Linked DNA regions of Mus musculus: region 2 is linked to region 1. Evidence: chromatin contacts called from ENCODE POLR2A ChIA-PET data. All regions are on one chromosome and are shown on one strand. The core of a region is the stretch at or near the end of the contact, and the rest is flanking DNA. Distances in the headings are between cores, read along the strand shown. Region 1 holds the start of Zfyve27 (zinc finger, FYVE domain containing 27). Region 2 holds the start of Golga7b (golgi autoantigen, golgin subfamily a, 7B).

The links. ChIA-PET counts read pairs that join two places held with the same protein, here RNA polymerase II (POLR2A).
Region 2: POLR2A ChIA-PET joins it to region 1 with 14 read pairs in Patski. The contact joins the promoter of Golga7b here to the promoter of Zfyve27 in region 1. POLR2A ChIA-PET finds 5 or more read pairs at or near these places in 2 of 5 experiments (Patski and embryonic stem cell).

Annotation. Positions count from the first base shown.
Region 1 is chr19:42,165,635-42,172,640 of GRCm38, reverse strand. It overlaps Zfyve27 (zinc finger, FYVE domain containing 27), which reads right to left and starts at 2,074. Exons shown (of 13, transcript NM_177319.3): 1 at 1,856-2,074; 2 at 898-1,095. The coding sequence starts at 1,094.
Region 2 is chr19:42,251,618-42,257,907 of GRCm38, reverse strand. Golga7b (golgi autoantigen, golgin subfamily a, 7B) reads right to left here and starts at 2,169. Exons shown (of 5, transcript NM_027694.2): 1 at 1,725-2,169. The coding sequence starts at 1,736.

The DNA.
Region 1 (7,006 bases), core at 825-3,324:
GGAAGTCTGAGAGCAGCCTGCACTATGAGTTTCAGACTAGCCTGTGATATATACAATGAAACACTATCTCAACAACAAAAAGAAAGGAAAGGAAGCTGGAAGAAAATTACTGAGGATTAAAAAAATGAAGCAAAAATAGAAAAAAATTGAAAACCATAATCCCAAGTAACAGTGAAAATGGCATCTCGTTTTTTCAAAGGTATTTGTAGTTGAGTTTGTTTAAAATTATAACTTGATGGTAAGATAGCTTAGCCAGCTGGGCAGTGGTGGCGCACGCCTTTAATTCCAGCGCTTGGGAGGCAGAGGCAGGAGGATTTCTAAGTTTGAGGCCAGCCTGGTCTACAGAGTGAGTTCCAGGACAGCCAGGGTCACACAGAGAAACCCTGTCTCGAAAACAAAAACAACAACAACAACAAAATAGCTTAGCCAGTAAAGTGCTTGCTGCCAAGCCTGTGTCTGTCCCTAGAATCCACCCTGGAAGGAGAGCTAACTCCCAAAAGCTGCCCTCTGACCTGCACACAACGCCACATGCATACAAAAGAATAAAAATCAAGATTTTAATATTAATTACATTAATATTCAGAGAGAAAAGGGAAAAAAAATCCCTACATCTGCTCTAAGCTATACTAGGCCAGTGTCTTTCCAGCAGTCCCTAAGAGGAGCTTATCCAACTACAGTCCTGATGAAGACCAAGTGGTTCTCAGTTCCCACCTTCCCTGCATAGCGCTGGAACACAAGTAGACCTGAATACACCTAAAGGTCACACAAGTCTCCCCAGAACTAGTCATCGCTAGAGCAGAAAGGATAGCCCAACTACTGCCTAGCTGGCCAGAACTGCTAAAGACCAGGGAGACAGGAGAGCCCAGAGGAAGAACAAAGGAACCCTAAAGTCTGTACCTTAGCAAGTATCGAACACCGTCCCCTGCATCCTTCAGGGGTTCCAGGTAGATCTCCAGCCTCTTGTAGGACAGGACCAGGTTGAAGAGATCAAACGCTGCTGACTTGGTAGGGGCAGGTGGACACTCAGAGAGAACCTCAGGCATCCCGCTGGGGCTCGCCTCCGGCCCACTCAGGTCCCGATCCGAAGTCTGCATTCTGTAATCGTAAATCCCTACACTCACGATGCACTTCCAGACTACAACACATTTCCCCCTTGCATTACAGTTCGTGTGGTTCCTAAGGTTAACTGTGAGAGGTGAACGCGAATACCCATCTCACACTGCAAGAAATTTTATTCCTACTGAAGTAGGAAGTAGCAGGGTGAAGGGGATGTCTTCGCTATAAAGCCTATCACTCTTCATGAGCCCCTCCAACGCTCCTTTCCCTCACAGACCTTTCAAGAGCATATAAACCATTAATAACCAGGTTGTTGAAAGAAGGCAGTAGGTAATGCCAAGAGAAAAGATGTCCTGTGACATCTTTCTCCTATCTTTAGCTCCTCCTTCAGGTGTCAGGGTAAGGGGGACCATCTTGTCCTGGGAAGTCTTTATGAACGCGCCAGTGTACACTGGGAGACCCTTACCAGGGCTCCCAGAGGTTCATGAATTTCTCCTAACAACACTCTTATCACGCTCTTAACCCTGGCTCCCATTCATCACTTGGAAAGGGGTCGACTGGACCCCAAACTCTCGACAGGACGAGCTAGGGAGAAAGGGAACCCAAGCAAGCGCGAGACAGGCTTAGCAGGTCAGTGCCGACAGAGGCCCAGACCACCAGCCTGTCTGAGGCCGCGCAGGGCAGGACACGCCTAAGGTCGCTGTGCCTGCAGGTGGCGACCCACACGCGGTGGGAGGGCCGGAGGGCCAGGCTCCGTAAATAAATACAGTGAGGCTGGGGCGTCACGGTCGTCACCTACCCGGACGCTGTCCCAGGAAAGGAAGAGACAGGAACGGCCAGGGGGACAGAAGGGCCACCAAGCCCCGGAGCGGTCCCTCAGGCCAGGCCCGCCCCACCCCACGCCACGCCACGCCACCTCCCACCGACGCTCCGAAGTCGCAGGTCCACCCGGGAACCGTCTGCCCCTCCACCGCCGTCGCTTCCGGGACGCGACTCACTCTGCGGTGGCGCGCCCGTGACGTCACCGCGCCCGTCCCGCCTTGGGTCCGGCCTCCGGGCTTAGCTCCTCCCACCCAAGCGCAGGTGAGCAAGCGCGTTGATACTGCGCCTGCGCACTCTTCCCTCCTTGGCTAATTTCTGGTTAACTCTGTTCCTGCCACCCAAGAGATGACTCGTTTAATGCCCGGGAGTCCTAGGACCTGGGAGCCAGCCTAGCTCCGGAACATTACAGCAAGGACAGTTAGAGAGTCTAGCGTGGTGACACACTTGTAACCACAGCCTTTTGGTTTCTGAGGCTGGAGTATTGCAAGTTCAAGGCCAGTCTTGGCTATGGGAGCTTCTGGCTCAAAAAAAAAAAAAAAAAAAAAAAAAAAAGTGGGGCGTGTGGGGGCAGGGATGGAGAAGGATAAAAAAAAAGAAAGAAAATGTGGATAGAAGCTCTGAGAACCTAGGGAAGACAGAAAACACATCTTGTATGTCAGGTGCCTATGGGTAGTGCCATTTTAACGGTGAGAGAGCCCCTGGCTTGCTGCAGGAAGACACAGCAGCACAGAAACCAGCTGTCTGCTATAGTGCTTGCCGTGAGAACGCAGAGACAAACTGTACACGACACTGAAGTTTCTCTAGTAGTATCAGTAATTTCGAGGGTTACAACATTAGCAGAGACGGAACGGTGGTCCGTAGCTGCTGTGTTCAAGGTCCTGTGCAGGCCGTTCCTAGCTCTATCCTCTTCACATCTTGTGACCCAGCTGTTGTCCCTTAAAACACACCTCCCATGGGTTTCCATTTAACCAGCAGGCAGGCAGTACACTAAGCTTTTTGTGCACATTATCTTATCTGTTCCTCCTTCAATAACCCTATCGGGGTTATCACCATTTCACAGATGAGGAGTTGTAGTCATGGTAAGTAACTTCTTTAATGTCACAGCACATAAACTGCTCGGAGCTGGGATTTGAGCCAAATACATCACTGGATGCCAGCAACCCCAGCCATACCACCACCCACACGAGGCTGCATCCACTGGCTTCATCTGTCCTGCTGTTCTCTCTCAGGTGCCTCAGTCTCAGCCAGCTGAACCCTCTTTGTTACCTGCAAGGGCCCTGGACTCTTGCCAAGTCCTCAGATTGCTTGTCACACCTGCCTGCCCCGATTCTTGCTTCCATCCAAACCCAAGCAAGCCATCATAGCAGGAGTCAGCTGTGAGCAGCCTTCCCTAGCTGTTCAGCCGACAATAACCCCTCCTCTGAGCTACCCCAAAGCTTCACTGACATCTCGTCCAGCATCTCTTTTTCAGAGAGACAGGCACGCCTGCTCTCCTCAGCCAGGACTCAGCTGCACTGGGAATCTGGGCTCTCCTCACTTCCTTCAGGCTGGTCACTGTCCCACAGGCTCTGAAATCTTTACTCTCAGTAATACCCCTTCGCCTGGAGACAAGATGCACAAGAAATTTCTTTACCTCCACTTTTGTTTCCTCCTCTGACTTGCCCGCTCTTCTGCTCATTCCTCACCTATTCAGCCCTCGCCAACTGTAATCCCGTCTTCCTGGGTCACCTCTGCCTTTCTGGCTGCCACACCCAGCGAACATTTCCAGTCTTCCTTGCAGGAGCTCTCAGCAACACTGGACACTTCGCTGTTCTTCCTTTCCCCACCTGAGCGTCCAGGAGACCACCTCTCTTGGCCTCCTACCCTCAAGGTCTCCTTAGGGTTTTTCTTCCCTTGAATGTCATCTATCTGCCACCTTCCTTGCTTCTAACCCTCCCTGGGGATTGCATTCACGTTCACATTCACCATCAGCCGTTAGCTAATGTCATCAGAAGCTAGAGCACTGGCACTATGCGCCCTATAGACCAGACTGGCCTCTGCTTCCTGAGGGATGAGATTAAAGTCGTGCAGTGCCACCGCCCAGCTCCTCAGCACATTTTAAGTGCTCAAAATCTGTGGACTGGCAAGATGACTTGGTGGATAAAACACTTGCTGTACAAACCTGAAGGACTGAGTACAATCCCCCAGCCCCATGGTGAAGGAGAAGCAATTCCCCAGAACTGTCCTCTTGCCTCCTCTCATGCACACATGCACAGCTGCAAACACACACACACACACCACATACATAATAATGTTTTTTTTAACGTTAGTTGTGGGTGGGCACTGAGAAGTGGCTCATCAATTAACAGCACTTGCTGCTCTTGCAGAGGACCTGGGGCTGGTTAGAGTTAGTGATGTAGACCCAGAGTTAATGAAATACTCTACTCAGTTGCTAGAGTATTTGCATAGCCCTAGGTGTGATCTCCAGCATCAACTCCAGGTACATGGCTGTAATCTCAGCACTTGGGGATGGGGGTAAGAGTATCAGGAGATGAGGTCCATCCTCAGTTACATAGCTAGTTCAAGGCCAGGAGGAGGACGAGGAGACTCATCATCATTGTAGGAGGTCCAGAAGTCTAGAATGCCACACGTAGTACTAAAGCTGTCTGCTGGAATCTACCTCCTCCTTTGGATGACTATTCCCAGGGGCCCCCTTAGTCTCTCAAGCACGCAGCCTCTGCAGACCCCGCTTCTCCCTCTTCTGACCCAGCTCATCCCTGAACCTACAGGGTCCATAGCCGCTCCCACTCTTCCCTCTTCCCTCCTGCACACACACCATTACCCATTCCGATACTCACCTGAGACCATCTTCATGGACACAGGGACACTCCCCCCGGACACGCCCCTGGGACACGCCCCCCAGGCCCAGGCATATTCGGCTCCTCCAGAACCTGCTCCAGCTTTGACCACCTCCTACTCTTTTCACAGCTCAGCTCAGAGCTCACCTCACCTCTTCAGGGAGTCTTCCCTCATACACCCCAGTGGGATAGGTGTCCGTCTGGCTTGCTTCCCTGGGCTTGCCCAGTCCTGCACTTGGCACATGCAAAGTCGCTTGCCTGTTTGCTTAATGGATCCTCTGCCTAGACTGAGGCTACCGGGAAAACTGGCTGGAGTAACTTCAATGCACCTAGCCTCTAGCACAACTATTCCCCAAGTGATTCATGCCTGTCAGTATCTCCCCAAGGTCTGGGCACTCACGCCCGCATCTTCCAAGTTTGCATGTTCTCGTTTCTTCCACTCTAAGGCCCAGTATAATATCTCTTCCCTTAAAATGGTGCATTGGGTCTGGTAGAAATAAGAAGTCTCATTCGCTGGGCAGTGGTGGCACACACCTTTAATCCCAGCACTTGGGAGGCAGAGGCAGGCAGATTTCTGAGTTCGAGGCCAGCCTGGTCTACAGAGTGAGTTCCAGGACAGCCAGGCCTACACAGAGAAACCCTGTCTCGGTTTAAAAAAAAAAAGTCTCCAGGAGCTCTTAGTTCCATAGGAGGCACTAATTCGACTCAGACAGAATACAACGCACTGGTTCCTCCAGTAAAAGTCTGAGCATAGGGGAGAGTTAGAGTTACCTGCCTCTGTTCCAGTCAGGTGTGGGAGAGCAGACCTGTGATCCCAGCACCATGGGTCATCCTGGGCTAAATAGCAATATCCTGCCTCAAAGAAAATAAGGCCTCCTTCCTTAGAGAAAAAAATTGCTTATTTCGATGACCTAACCACCTGGCATTCTACCATCAGTAACTCTCCCCAAAGGCAAATTTCATTTTCTTGGCAACTTTCCCACCTGTGTCTGACCTGAGGCTGGCTGTGACTGGTGGCAATGTTAATTATATTTATTTTCCCCTTCAGCTACTCTCGGATTGGGGAATATGATTCCCAAACTCCTAGGGGTTTTTTTGGGACAAATATCAGCGAATAAAAGAAGGCTCTAAAGACCAGAACAATGAGCAAAGCCTTGCCCTATTCATAAGATACTTTGGGGTTATCTTAGTTATTTTCAGTACTGGTAAAAAATGGGACCCAGGGTGTGGCATATACTAGGCAAGTGCTATAGCATTTAGATATACCTCCAGGCCTAGCTCTGACATTTTATAATTGAATTCTACATATTTGTCTCCTCCTGAAAATCATGAATCAGCAGGCTTTGCAAATAAAAACAAGAGGCTAAGAAAGAACAGAAAATGACCAGAGAGGACTCTTAACACATTAACTTGACATTTCAGAGGATAGTCTTGCATCGCTACGGGAGTGTGTTTATGGGCCACATAACTGAGTCATAAAATTCACGATGGCCTTTGGAGGAATTCTAAGCTGACATTCTGAGCGCAAGCTGGGAAGGTTGAATGGTTAAGCATGATTTCTGCCACGAGGGGGCGCACTCGCCTACCCTTCCCGAGAACTGTGAGTTTCGGAATCATCTCTGCACTTCAAATTCCGGTTCCTGGCCAGATCTTCCGTGCTAGGCTCTATTGTTTTCTCACTTCTTCAGAATATTCCTTATCTTTCTCATGTCTCTCAATACTTGTTCAAATTATTGTCTCTCAAATTGTTCAAACTTAACACCTCGGGCTGGCAGAGCTCTTGCCTGCCATACACAAAGCTCTGGCCGGATTCAATCCCCAGAACCATGGTAACTGGCCTGGGCAAGAGGGCACCTCCAAAACAAAAACAAAATTCCTTAAGGAGCAGTTAACATGCACTGCCTCACACTATTCTAGGGCTCTAGGGTTTGGAGGTGTTTGAATGGACAGTGTGTAGGTTTGGATGACACCTCAGCTAGTTCTTAGCTTCACCTGCATCTGAGGCTGGATGGAGCTTTGTCCCTGTAAGCGTTGGCGCTGAGTGGCTGCTAACTTGGTGCTGGCATGAGCATACAGTCACACTGGAAGAAGGTTTTGGTACCTTCTCAGCTGGGGCTCTCCAGAGGGATTCTTGAGTGTCTTACCGGCACTATGACTAACATTCCCGAGCAAGAAATCCAACATGGAACAAGGCAAGAAACCAATTCCCCATATAGCACTCAGTCACTTTTACAATACTGTATTGATTTTATGTGGCGGGGATGGGGTGGCAAGATGCTTGCTGCACGAAC
Region 2 (6,290 bases), core at 920-3,419, 85 kb before region 1:
CTGATATTTCGGATGGTCTTAAAGGAGTTGTGACCCACAGGTTTAAAACTTCTGCTCTCGTTCTTTCTAGCACATCTCTCCTCACTCAAAGCCCTGTCTCAAGACCCCTAGAACTCTAGTAAGCATCATACTGGCTACCTGGATACACTATCCTCGATGCAAACCATGAAGATAGTGGTCATGGAGGCAAGGTGAATTATTGCCTTAATGTTGCAGTTGAATCATCTGTAAAATGGGATAATGAAGCCTTCTTTGACTCCTTCACCAGGCTGAGGCAAGCTTCCAAGCCTCCGTCCTCTCGTCTGTTAATTGCATATAATAACACCATCCATGGCCACTTCACAGAGCTGCTCACACACGCACAGCCATTCTGTGTGCCGTGGCCTTGTACCCACAGAGGCGTTATGAGCAGAGTCTATCCCAGGGGAGAGTCGTCAAGCCTACTGCCAACAGCTTCTTGGAAACCTAGCCTCGACCGAGAAGTGTGAGTCTGTGGGTAGACTGTGTAGGCCACAGCAAACCTGTAGGGGAGAGAATGTAAGTCGGACAGGCCTTTTGGAGCCCATTAGATCACACTAGCAACTGCTGCTGTGGTCTGCCAAGCCTGCCTGCCCATGGGAAGGCGGGGGTTCTGGGAGGGCACGAATCCCTGCTAGCTAACCTCGTGCAACATCAGCAGGCAAACAATGCCAAGCAACATCAGGAGATCCAATGGAATGATGGCAGTAGCACTTGGTACTGATGTCATGCCACTCGCCGGAATCCCAGAGGCACCGCACAGAATCACTCACAGGCCTTTGCTCTCCTCCTTGGCAGTGGTCCAGCTAGGCTGGAAATGGGGAGTCACCACAAAAGCCGGCAGCAGCCGAGCTGGGGAGACCCAGTGTGCTGCAACACTCTAAAAATTCAAAGAAACTTTCAGCTCTGCTGTTGGCATGCTGTGTGGGTACCGAGCCAATCCTTTCTTCCGTATGTCAGCTTCACCATGCGTAAAGAGCTCTCCCCGGGGAGGAGTAACCTCTGGGGGTAGAGACACAAGTCCCGACTTCTTACACATTATGCCAAGATTTTGTCCTTAGCTAACAGGTCCCTTGGTCTATAGACACACTGTGAAGCACACAGTCGCTTCCCCCTCACAGGCAAATGTGGATACACTGAGAACAGCAGCTCAAATGGAGAAGGAAAGAAATTCTCAAAAGTGGGGGCTGGTGCAGGAGGTTCATTAAAACCAACCCTTTGGGTTCTGGGCCTGAGCATGTCTTTTTCCACGTTCTCCTCCTAAGGAAATGTGGATGTGAGGGAAGGTGTGTCTTCCCTAGACAAGCATTTGGGTTAGAAGCAGGATACTGCACCGCATAGCAACAACAGCAGTAGGCCACCTTCCCTCCCCTTACACAGGTGTGCAGGGATCTCCAAACCTCTAGGGAGTCAGAACCCTGTGTTCAGGAGAAGGGGAAACCCCAGACCAGCTGGGACTTGGTGCTATTGGTAACAAGTAGATTCCCAGGGCTCAGAGTGGCATGGGCAAGATTGACATGTCAAAGGTGAAGGGACCCCTCAGCAAAGCTCTGCTTATATGCCATGCCACTCCACACCTCCCACCATGAACCCAGGGAACCACCCTCTACCCCCATCCACCCCCGTCTTCTCCTCGTGCCCAGTCTGCCCCTAGTGGGGAATCATTCCCTGAGGCATTGCCTGCGGGTTAAGGTGTTGGGCCCTACCTCAGTGGCCATCTTCAGGGCGTTCTGACCAGTCCTTGGCTGTCGCTGGGCTGGTTCAGGGGGGCTGTCCGCGGTGCTGATAGGAAGAGCCGGTGGGCTGGCCGAGGCCAGCGAGGGCCTGGGCGCTGTCCGCGGTACTGATGAGATCGCCGAAACCTGAAGCGCGCTCCTGCCGACCGGAGGGTCCCTGAAAGGTGGTCCGTGCTGTCCACGGTGCTGACGCGGGAGCCGGACCGGGGAGGCGAGGCCGCGCCGGAGGCTCCTCACCACCCGATCGCCTGCTGCCAGGGTTCCTGCAGGCAATGGCCCGGTTTTATCTTTGACAGTGGCAGCAGCGGCGGGCACGGGGGCGGCGGGGGAAGGAGGGGCCAGCGCCTCGGCGGGCGGGGAGGGGGAAGCCGCGGCCCCCAGACTCCGGCACCCGCCGGAGAGGAGCCCCGCCCGCGGCCACCGGCTCCGCTCCCGCCCCACCCCGTCCCGCCCCGCCCAGCGCCCCGCCTCTCCTGCCTGCCCTCCCCCCCAGCAGGAGTGCCTAGAGCGTTGCGCTAGCTTCCACCGCCTCCGGGGACTTCCAGAAGCTGAAGAAAGAAGATGGGCTCTGCTGCAAGGCACCCGGCCTGCAATACGGAAGGCCCCACCATCCACAGGCCGCCAGCCTCTTACCTTTCCAAACACCTTCAAATTCTCACTCTAACCTTCCCGTCCTGCCCCAAGCACTACCCAGCCTTATGGGAACATTCCCTTCCCTCTTTTCTCCTTTCTGCTTCCTTAAATGGGTAAAATCCCATTAGCTAGGGGAAAATGCTGCAGATATAAGAGAGCATTTTCTTAAAACACATACGCACATTTCATCCCCAGGTTTTCCCTAGGGCCCTTTCTTTTATGGAAGCCAGTCTTTCTTTATGATCCTCCTAGTCCAGGTCCCACCCCTTACACTTCTGTCTCCCTACAGCCATCCCAGAGTTTATACACACTCCCACAATACCCAATTACCACCACTAATCAAAAACCACATGCCAAACCGGTATGCCCACTCTCCAAGGTGGTAATTTGGCATTAGGCCTTCCAATCAAATGGTTTATCTACTTAATAAGCAGAAAGGAAACCCCAACACAGGTGTCTTTGAACACATCCACAATAACCCCAGATCTGTGTCTGAGGGGAGCTGGGTACTTCTTCTACAGCCTGGCTGCCCACAGGTCAGCAGCGTCGGCCATGACATAAAACTGGAGTAGGTGCCACAACAGGCAGCCAGAAGACCTGACTCCAGGTCAGACTTCTCCCGATTTCCTACCTTGATTAGCTGTCTCACTCCCTGAGTTTACGGTCCTCTTTCTGCAGGATATACTTGTTGCCCTTCTTCATTAGCCTATAGCTAGGGTCCTTTCTTCTTCTACCAAATTTCCCATTTAAAATTTCCAAACATACAGGAGAAGTTGGGGAAAAGACATTTGCCAGAACAGTCTAACTAACTCAGTCAGCAATAGTATTTTTACATTTGATTTTGATTTGTTGGCTTTGCTGACGGAAACTGGATCAAGGAGACGTATATAATTTCACTAGATTATCAGAAAGCGATAGATTCCACAGTTTTATCCTTAAATACTTCAGCACTCATCCCCTCAGAATAAGAACATTTTCCTGAGGCAGGTGTGATGGTGCACACCTTTAATCTCGGCGCTCCTGAGGCTGAGGTGGGTGGAGAGACGTGAGACCTTGTCTCAAAAAGCAAAATAACATTCTTCTCTGTAATCACAATATCATTATCATGTCTTTTAAAATTCCATGGTAACCCTACTATTTTAGGATGGTTTGTTACCCCAAAGACATATTAATAGCTTTTTTTTCAGCAGAACTTTCTATTTTTAATACCAAACATTTATGGATCACTTAATGTGTGCCAGACAGTTCTACACTGCACATATATTTTGAAATCCTGACAATTGCTGTGAGTTACATTTTTTATTTTTTAAAATCTGTCTCTTTATCTGTCTCTCTGTATCTCTCTTGTGTCTTCCTGTCTGTCTGTCTGCCTCTCTCTCTCATGTGTGTGTGGGGGGAGGTGGATTTATGCTCTGAGTGCCACTGTGTGGATGCCACAGAGCCCGTGGGCAGGTGATCAGAGGACAACCTTAAATGTCATTGTCAATCTATACCTTCCATAGGGTCTTTTGTTTGCCTCTGCATAGTCCAGGCTAGCTGGCTTATCTCACCATATGAGCACTAGGTTCCAGGCATGCCATATCTGACTTTTTTACATAGACCTTGGAGATTTGAACCCTCCTCGCTGTTGCACAGCAATCACTTTAGCTGCTAAGCCATCTCCCCAGCCCCACTCCATATTGTTGTCACCCTTCAGCATCCCAGAATAACTCATCCCTTCAGCATCCCAGAATAAGATGCCCAAAGTCTCCCATGAGAAGGATTTAGACAGAAACAGTCAAGCTCTAAAAGTAGTGTGTGGTCTGTTCCCTGACTACCCTGCCACCTTCTAGTACTTTGCAGACCATAAGCTGACAGAGAACAGACATCTCCACCTACCCATTTATCGTAAGAGCACATTGGGTCTCTAAGGATAAGTGACATGCCAAAACAGCTAAGGGCAGGTATTGTGGTCTGCCTCATAGCTCTCTGTAAGTGCTTTGACACTAATGTGCAAACTGGGGTCATCTGCAAATCCACAGTGGTCACTGCTAACAAATGAGCCCGTCATCTCATGGTGTCCATTGGAGATCTGAGACCATTCCTTACTCTTGCACAGCAAGATGTCACTGTGCCTCTCACTGACGACAATCCTAACCTGACAGTCATCTGGAACCCCCCCCCCAATCACCCGCTGGCTAGAAGAAAGCCATTCAACAAGTCTTTCCATTCATTGACTCTTTGTTGAGTACTTACTGAGTCCTAGATTGCAGAGACTTGAGATACAGCAATGACTAAATATACAGAGACTGTCCCTGCCACACATGAGAAAATAAGTTCAGTGCAGAGTGTGGTCATTGCTAGAAAATGAAGTGAGCTGTGATACAGACCTGGGGTCAAAGGTCAAAAGGAGGTGATTTCTGAAGGAATACACACGGGAAACTTTCTTAATAAGGACAGATGTAGGTAGAGGTCTGAAAGAAAGAAAAGGAAATAAGCACACAACTGCCTAGGAAAAGAGCAACAAGGCAGAAAGAACAGAGCTCAAGGACTCTGAAGAGGAGCACGCCTAATGTATCCAAAAACTAGCTCCAAACCAGAGTCCATAGAATGGAGGGCAAAGGAAAGGAAGACGGGATGTTGTTGTTGCTCCTCCTCCTCCTCCTCCTCCTCCTCCTCCTCCTCCTCCTCCTCCTCCTCCTCCTCCTCCTCCTCCTCCTCCTCCTCTTCTTCTTCTTCTTCTTCTTCTTCTTCTTCTTCTTCTTCTTCTTCTTCTTCTTTTCTCCTCCTCCTCCTTCTCCTTCTTTAATGGGAAGTAGCAGAGTGGTGGTGGTGGTGGCACATGCCTTTAATCCCAGCACTTGGGAGGCAGAGGCAGGCAGATCTCTGAGTTTGAGGCCAGCATGATCTACACAGCCAGTTCTAGAGCAGCCAAAGATACACAGAAATACTCCATCTCATAAAACAAAACAAAGTGAGAAGTAACTAGATTTTTAGGTCCTTGCAGCCCTAAGAACTTTGGATCAAAAAAGTGAGATAGCAAGGTACAGTGGAAAGTTTGAGGTAGAGACATTGACATTATCTAACTGTAGTCTTTTGGATTTTGTTTTGTATGCTGGAGTTATTGGAGAGGTAAGGCTGGAAGCTTTGAGACCCATTAAATTATTCCAGACAAGGTACACAGAGAGAGATAGCTTAGACACTTGGAAGTAGTCAGTAACCAAGTTCTAGACACGGTTGGAAGATAATGTGATGACAGTGTTTGCAGAGTTTTAAATGTATGATCTAAAAGTATCCCAATATTGAGATCAGAGACACCTGGAAGTGAAGATCTTCAATCTACTGAGGATATGGAGTGGGAGCTTGGGTCTGAATAAGCCCTGAAGTATGGTTTGAATTGTGTTTGGCTGACTTAGGTCTGAACTTTAATGTAAATAGTGTAGAGTGGTGAAGAAAAAGACATTTAGGAGTTAGGGAAGGAGTAAGAGTTAGGAATAAAACTTGTAGACCTCTCCAGATCCAAATGGGGTTTCAAACCAAAGGGCAAACCAGGCATGGTGATGCACGGCTTTAATCTCAGCGCTTGAGAGTCAGAGGCACGTGGATTTCCATGATTCAAAGACAGCCTGGTCTACATGGTAAGTGCCAGGACAGCCTGGGCTACATAACAGTGACTCTGTCTCAAACTTCCCATCCCTCAAAACTGGACTAGGTAAGTTCATTTAAGGAAGACGTATAGCCAGAAAGTTGTCAAGAACTAATCCTGAGTTCACCACTTCTAGACTAGAAGACAGAAAAGACTAAAAAGAGACAGTGAAGCCCAAGACCTGAGAGAATGACACCCTGGATCCCAGCAGCGAAGGCTGGGAAAGACATCTTACTCACAGCGCTGTCACTCTGCAGATCCTAAAATAAGCAATCTCT